Linked DNA regions of Homo sapiens: region 2 is linked to region 1. Evidence: read pairs that join two places in POLR2A ChIA-PET (ENCODE). Cell type or tissue: A673. All regions are shown on one strand.

What was found. ChIA-PET counts read pairs that join two places held together with the same protein. Peaks named below come from ENCODE experiments on the same cell type or tissue, not always from the same donor. Only the 100,000 strongest peaks of a DNase experiment are listed, where the experiment ranks them.
Region 2: POLR2A ChIA-PET joins it to region 1 with 5 read pairs; 2 of 35 experiments call an interaction of 5 or more read pairs at or near these places.

What each region holds. Positions count from the first base shown.
Region 1 is chr15:74,281,202-74,285,201 of GRCh38, reverse strand. CCDC33 (coiled-coil domain containing 33) reads right to left here. Exons shown (of 19, transcript NM_025055.5): 10 at 3,353-3,424. Among named protein-coding and RNA genes, the nearest start is that of CCDC33-AS1, 36 kb to the left of the region's middle. In A673, no CTCF peak of the experiment used is centred here; a DNase peak (open chromatin) is centred at 1,621.
Region 2 is chr15:72,716,606-72,720,605 of GRCh38, reverse strand. BBS4 (Bardet-Biedl syndrome 4) reads right to left here. Exons shown (of 16, transcript NM_033028.5): 6 at 3,756-3,828. Among named protein-coding and RNA genes, the nearest start is that of BBS4, 32 kb to the right of the region's middle. In A673, no CTCF peak of the experiment used is centred here; no DNase peak of the experiment used is centred here.

The sequences.
Region 1 (4,000 bases):
GAAAGAGCCTATGTCCTCAGACTGGGGCTGGGCCCAAATACGGCACGCGCATTCATTTCTCCTGAAGCATTTCCGCTCTGTGACAGCACTGACCATGTCTGACCACATGCAAAGAGCTACCCCTAGGATGGAGTTGTTGACCATGTGAACGAGGGGCCTGAGAGGCCCAATATCACAAGCCTCGGCAGCTGGAGTGTCCACAGGACTCTAAGACCTCCAGGTGTCAGGTGGTGGCTTCTGGACCCATTATGCAATATTTGATTTAAAGGGTGGAAGAGTTGATGGCCCCAGCCCTGCTGCTGCCTTCCCAAAGTCTAGGATGCAGAGATGAATACCAGGTACCTTCCATGATGAAGTTGCAGGCAACACCTTAGGCGCAACAATAAGGGGGCAGGAACCTGATCTCTTTGTTATAGCAGCTTAGCTCATCACCGTACTCAGCTACCATGAGGAGTCCAAATAGCCCCTTCAAGGACTCCGTATCATGTCACCTTGTTTGAGTTTCCTCAGACCCTTTATCATTAGCTGACATGAATTATTTTTTTATTGTCTGTTCCATACTCCCTGCTAAGAATGCAAGCTTTAGAAAGACAGGGCCTGATTGTTTTTTTTTCTTCTTCTTCTTCAGTGTAATATTCCTAAAATCCAGAACAGCAATTGCTCATGTGGGTGCTTCAGAAATGTTTGCAGTTGCATAGAGAACAATGATGGTATTGCAGTGAAGGTGGTGATGAGGGATGGAGAAGGGGATGGGCCCCTTTAGATTTAGCTGCAATGCCATCTGACCTGTTCATGAATTCTCAACACTTTCCTGCCATCCCTTAGGGAGAAGGATGCCAAAAGGTCTCAGACACTAGAGAGCCATGTCCAAGCCCAATGAAGGTGTGAGCTCAAATCAAAATGAGGTCCATGGCTGCCAACCCCTCCTTCTCCCCATTTCAATCCACAATGGCAGCCAAAATTCTACTTCTTGCCTTGCATGCTACCTGACATGCAGTGACTCCTCATCAAATATACATGGAATAAAAGAATAAATGAATGGGTGCTGCAGCTGCAAGGACTTCATGGTGAATTTAACCACATTAGCACTTTATACTTAGGCTCCTAAATTGGTCTTCAAGATTCTAGAATCAAAGGGAGTCAGTTATTGGCCAATTCTCAGATAGTTTACCAAGAAATAGTTCCACTACAAAGAGATTTAGCTTCCGTGTGTGCCACTGCAGGTGTGAAAACATCTGTGTGTCAGTTTGCATGTATGTGAGAGCGTGTACATATGTGTTAAGAGTGTGCATCCTTCTTGCCAAGGTATGTGCGCACACATCTGTGTGTCTGTGACTGTGTGTAGATATTCACACGTGATTGAGAGTGTATATGTAGAGGGGGTGTGTGTGTGTGTGTGTGTGTGTGAATTCTTGGCTGCAGAATCTGAATTTCTGCTAGTACTATTTTCTTGGTACACACCCAATCCTGATCCCCTTTCTTTTCCTTTCTTCTCAGAAATCCATTACTAAAAGGTTTTTTACCCGCCTCCAGGGGGAGGGGGTTGGGGGAAGGAGACGCTAAAATCACAAGGCCCAGATCAAAACACTCAGCAGCTAAATGAATTCGGCAGCATTTTCCCGCATGACTTGGAGGGATAATTTAGTGAGGCCGCCAGCTGGAAGGAAAGGGATTAATTCTGCACTTAGCACAGCTCCGGTGAATAATTCATTACTGGAGACCTTTGTGCCCAGCCCCTGGGCAATGGGGAAACTGTTCTGCCCACCTGCCTGTTGCCTGCCTGGGCCCACTAGTCAGTCCCCTGACCAGGGGCACCTGACGCTCCTTTTAGTCCCAGGATACACATGCCCAGTGGAAGGGGCAGGAGACAGAGGGAGGTGGGGAGGGGCTGGCAGTGGCCAGTGGCCACAGGCAGACTCTATACCTTGGGAAGAGGCCCCGGAGGGTTGGGCTCCAAACTGGGAAGTTTGTGACCTTTTTCTCCAAGATTCTGGTGCCTCTTTCTTGGGGTTTGTTGCTTCTACCCTTGAGAGGGCAATCCTGAACACCTATAGCAGGGAGTGCTAATGGGGTCTCAGGCCCTCTCCAGAGGCCTTGTAAAGGCACTTTCAGGCTGGTACCAACCCAGATATACTCCTCATACCCCACACCATAGGATTCCCTGTGTTCTTCATGAGTGAGGTCACAGAGCCAAGTGCTACCCCAGAGCTGGTGGATATTTTTCCTGCGTGGGAAGAAGGCAGGAGTGGGTTGGCGCGGACATTAGTCCCTGCAAACACTTTCTGGGTTCATGGTCCTAAACTACTCACATCCCAGCACCACTGAGAGGAAAGAGGGAAAGTCCAGCGGGTGCCTGGCATGTGCACTGCAGCCAAATGAGCAGGGTCTAAGCTGGGCTGAGACCAGGTGTAGCTAGCGAGAGGGATCGAGGCTCATCCAGCAGGCAGGGCTTAGCCCTGGGTGTCTTCACATTTGGACCAACCCAGCTGTGGTAGACAGAATTCCAAAAACGGGCCTCCAAGATTTTACACCCTCATTCTTGGAACCCGTGAATATGATGACTGATCACTCCTGGGATTATGTTTGTTACATGGCACCGTTGACTTTAAGATAGGAAGATGATTAGAATGGCCTGACCTTATCACACCAGCCCCTCTAAAATCCCTCTAAAAGCACCTCTAAAAGTTTTCTGTGGCTGCTGACAGAAGAGGAAGTCAGAGTTTTGAGGTGTGACAGGGACTGGACATGCCTGCTGGCTTAAGATGAACGGGGCCATTGTGAGGGGGCATGTGGGCGTCCTTCAGGAGCTGAGAGCTGCCCCGGCTGACAGCCTGCAAGGAGACCGGGATGTGAGTCCGGCACTGCAGGGAACTGGATTGTGGCAGCCACCTGAATGAATTTGGAAGCAGATTCCTCCCCATAATCCCCAGAAAGGAATGTGACCCTGCCAACATCTTGATTCCAGCCACCCTGTGTCATGGGACCTACATATAGAAGTGTCAGCTAATAAATGGGCATTGTTTTAAGCTGCTAATTTGGTTATAAAGCAATAGAAAACTGATATCCTAGCTCACCCTTGCAGAACCTCGATCCCAGTGAGCCAGACTTGGCTTGGGCTTGGTCAGAGGCTGACTCCAAGGTCTGGGTGGCCCTCTGCTCACAACTCTCCTCTTCCTAATCCCAGCTCTCTCTACGTTTGTCTGGAGTCTCAAATCACCCTTAGACGTTTCTATCCAAAGTAGTAGTCCCATCCTCCCAGAAGTCCCTGAACAAAGCCAGCAATTGTGAAGGAAGTTGGATCTCACTGACATGTGCCTGCTGGCCCTGACCCTCCCCTGGCCCACAGCCTTACCTCAGAGGAAAGCAGCTGGAAGGAGAGAGCCACTGTGGGGGCCTCATCATTGATAGTTTTCAGGCTGGTGTCCTGGGGAGGAAAAGGGAGCACTCAGACCATGCTGGCCAGGGCAGCTTCCGCCTCTGCCCCACCTACTGTTCTAGATTTCTCTGGAAGGTGTCACCTGCGGGCTGCACCCAGGAGGGTGGGAGGGAGGTGGGAGCTGGCCTCCTGCTTTTGCCCTCGCAAACTGCCTCCACACCACCCCTTCTAAACCCCTCTAGAGACCTGTCTGGCACTACCAGGCTCATCTGACAGAGAGATTCTCATTCATTGAGGTCTATTATGTCAGGATGGCCAGAAGTATTTTAGGGGAAATGGTGGCATAGGAATAGAGAATGATGGTAACGATATTATTCATTCTTGTTGAGAACTTACTCTAAGTGCTTTCCATGGGTTTTCTCATGAAATCTCACAGCAACCCTATGAAAAAAGTGCTATTGCCATGTACCCATTTTATAGGCAAGGAAACTGAGGCATTGACACTTTCAGTAGTTTTCCCATGGTCATGTTAGCTGGTATGTGGTGGAACCAGAATTTGGACCCAGACAGTCTGGCTCTAGAGCCTGAGCTCTGAACTCTCTTGTTATACACAGAGATTGTGTA
Region 2 (4,000 bases), 1.6 Mb after region 1:
GTCAACTAAGATAATGGCAGGAGGAATTACTATTCCCCTGTTGCAGCAAGACTGTGGAATACCCTGATGAGTCCAAGAAAGTAGGGCTACAAGGTTGTTTCTTTTTTTTTTTTTTTTTTGAGACAGGGTCTTGCTCTGCTTTCCATGCTGAAGTGCAGTGACACAATCACAGTTCACCGCATCACTGCAGCCTCAACCTCCTGGGCTAACGTGATCCTCCTACCTCAGCCTCTAGAATAGCTAGGACTACAGGTGCACACGACCACTAATTTTTATTTTTTTTTCCTAGAAACTGGGTCTCTATGTTGCCCAGGCTGGTCTCAGACTCCTGGGCTCAAGTGATCCTCCCCACTCAGCATCCTTTTAAAGTGCTGGTATTACAGGTATGAGCCACCATGCTCCAGCTACTATAAGGTTTTCTACAGGTACTTATGAAATATGTAGGGTAGGTAAGGGCTATTAATAAAAGTAAAATTCAAAATCATTAAAATATTCTAAAAAGAAAATAAAAATGCCATGAAGGGGAAAATTTTAAAGAAAAATTTTAAAGTTAAAAAAAAAAAAGGTGGTGGCTCACACCTGTAGTCTCAGCACTTTGGGAGGCCAAGGTGGGCGGATCACAACGTCAGGAGCTCGAGACCAGCCTGACCAACATGGTGAAACCTCATCTCTACTAAAAATACAAAAATTAGCTGGGCATGGTGGCGGGTGCCTGTAAATCCCAGCTACTCAGGAGGCTGGGGGAGGAGAATCGCTTGAACCCAGGAGGCAGAGGTTGCAGTGAGCCAAGATTGAGCCACTGCACTCTAGCCTAGGTGACAGAATGAGACTCTGTCTCAACAAAAAAAAAAAAAAAGAATGGCTGTTTTGTGAATGATCACATCTACTAGTAACAATGGGATGGTTATCCCAAGTGAGTCAGTAATACCAAATGAGCTCTTTCAACCAACTGGATAGATTAAGAAATACGTTCCATTCCCCCTGTGACCCTGAGCTCTCCTGCTTTACCTCTTCCCTATCTCCCTCTATGGGTTCTCTTCTTCTGCTCAGTCCTTCAAAATTGCTTTTTGATGGCTCACACCTGTAATCCCAGCACTCTGGGAAGCTAAAGCAGGAGGATCACTTGAGGACAGGAGCTTGAGACCAGCCTGGGTAACATGAGACCTCATTTCCACAAAATAAATTTAGCCAGGCATGGTGGCTTGCACCTGTAGCCCCAGCTACTCAGGAGGCAGAGGCAGGAGGATCACTTGAGCCCAGGAGTTGGAGGTTACAGTAAGCTATGATCACCCCACTATACTCCAGCCTAGGCAACCTTGTCTCTTAAAAAAAAAAAAAAAAATTTAGAAAGTAAAAAACTGCTAGCATCCAGGGATGTTCCAGGGATTATTGGTGGGCCCTGGCTCCTCCCTGGCCTGTATGGTGACCATTTGTGGCACTGGCCACCCCCATGATCCTGGCCCCCATAGAGAATGCAGGGCTTCCTCCCTGCATTAAAGCAGTAACTTTTCCTGTGCCGTCTCAAACAGACAAAAAAAAAGTAAAAAACTCTTTTTTTCCAGGGTCCCATCCTCAGCTCATTGCAGGGTAATGTCAACCAATCTAATGGTTTCAATTACCACCTTTATGTTGCTGACTCCAGAATTCACATCTCTACTCCAAAACACTTGAGTTTCAGATTTCTATATCCAATCCTACTGGACACATCTCAATTTAGATATCCCCTCAGAACCTAAAACTTATCATATCCAAAATCCTCTGAAAGACAGGATTTAACTCTGATTTCTTACCATCACCTTCTTCCAAACCTTGCTCTTCTTCCTTCATTTCCTATTCTAGTTGAGTATCTTATAATCCAACAGTCCATCTTTGCATCTCCAGGGCATAGATCAGTGCTTGGCATATAGCAGACATACTCATTTTTTGAAAAACCGACTGAATGAAAAGTACATGAATTTTTCTTCATCTGTAGTTTCACTCTGGCTGTTAGCTATAACATACTCCATGGCATAAAGACTCAACTCAATCTTCCGATGTACAGAAGAAAAGCGACTAACAAATTGAACACACTTCAAAAATAATAGTGCCCCGTAAGAACTGCAAAGGAAATCCATGCTAATTCTCTGTACTAATAAATCTAGTTCTTCACTCACAGATATGAATGTCTCTCTGAGAATCACCAAATACTTGAAAAATACCAACAGCATAAAATAGAAGAACCAAAATGCAGAGAGGAAGAAAAAGATAATTCTGAGAAGCAGAAAAGAACTTCAAGAATCAGAGACATTGAAGAAAAGACAAGATTTTTGGAAATTAAAAATACAATAAAAGGAAATGAAATAAAAAATATTGGATGGATAGGGTATATAACAGAATACAAATAGCTAAAAACAAAAATGATGATATGGAAGATAAGACTGAATACATGTCCTGAACATATAATAAAATGACAAGGAGGGTCAGGCGTGGTGTCTCACACCTATAATCCCAACACTTTGGGAGGACAAGGCAGGTGAATCACCTGAGGTCAGGAGTTGGAGACCAGCCTAGCCAACATGGTGAAACCCCGTCTCTACCAAAAATACAAAAATTAGCCGGGCATGGTGGCAGGCGCCTGTAATCCCAGCTACTCAGGAGGCTGAGACAGGAGAATCACTTGAACCTGGAAGAAAGAGGTTGCAGTGAGCCGAGATCACGCCACTGCACTCCAGCCTGGGCAACAGAGTGAGCCTCTGTACCCCCCCGCACCACACACAAAGAAAAGGACACAGAGGTAGAAAATGAGAGGCAAGTTAAGAGTTGTAGAGAATAGTTAGAGAACATCTCTCATAGAGAATGGAAAACAGTGTGGCAGATGCTGCTAGTTATCTACTTGCCTACCTGCTACCTACTCTTCTCTTTTTCCTTACTAAAAGAACCCTAATTTTGTTTAGAGTGGCAGTGTGACCAGATTAAAAACGACATTTAACCAGCCTTCCTTATAGAAGGGGAGCTGATATGACATAAGTGGAAGTCTGTGGGGGACTTCTGGGAAAGTTGTGCTTTCCCAGTATAGGCTCTGTCCTTTTCTCCTTGTTGCTTTCTCTTTCTGCCTCCCTAGAATGCAGATATGATGCTGGATGCAGCAGTCTTCTTGTAACCATGAGGAAAAACTCTCAGTCTTGACATCCTAGGACCACCAAATCAATGCCAGCAACTACTTACCTGGACATCTTGTTTCATGAGAATTAAAAAAAAAAACAAAAACGAATTTGTAAAGCCAATGTTTAGTCAAATTTTCTGTTGCATTTACACACAATCCTCAATTGACACAAAGAGAAGGGGAGGGGAAAAATAAAGAACTACTCAAAGGCCCTGACCCAAAGAAAGGCAAGGGTCTTCAGAATGAAAGAGTCAATTGAATGTCACACAGATGGGGACGGGAAAAAGACATGAAACACAACTAGATGCCTATTGCTGATACTGTGGAATTCCAATGACGAAAAAAATACCCAAAGCTTCTAGGGGTCATCAACAAGAATCAGACTGGTAAGAGACTGCTCGTCAGCAAACTGCTAGAAAATCATGCAGCAATGCCTGCAAAGTTATGAGGAAACATGGTTTTTGATCCTATACTTATACAAATCATGAATTAAGTATGAGGTTAAAATCAAGACATTTTTGGAATGTAAGAATTCAGAAATAAGACAGCCAGATGATAAATGGAACCATTAGCAAGTTTACTAATAAGAAAGAACTGAAAGTTCTCTACTTACCCAATCTTTCTGGTTGAGTTTAGCTGCTTCATTATATACTTCAATGGCAGCTTTATGTTTTCCCAAAAGAAATCTGTAAAAGATATATTTTCCATAATTATTACCTCAAAATTCTTAGAAGACTAACCCTACTAGTCCCACATTTTAATCATATTTCATCCAGCAGAGAATTCTAGAAGCCTTTTCTCTATGAGGTGGTTGTGCTGGTTTGGTCAGTGAAGCTGCTATACACTAACAGCAGAAGC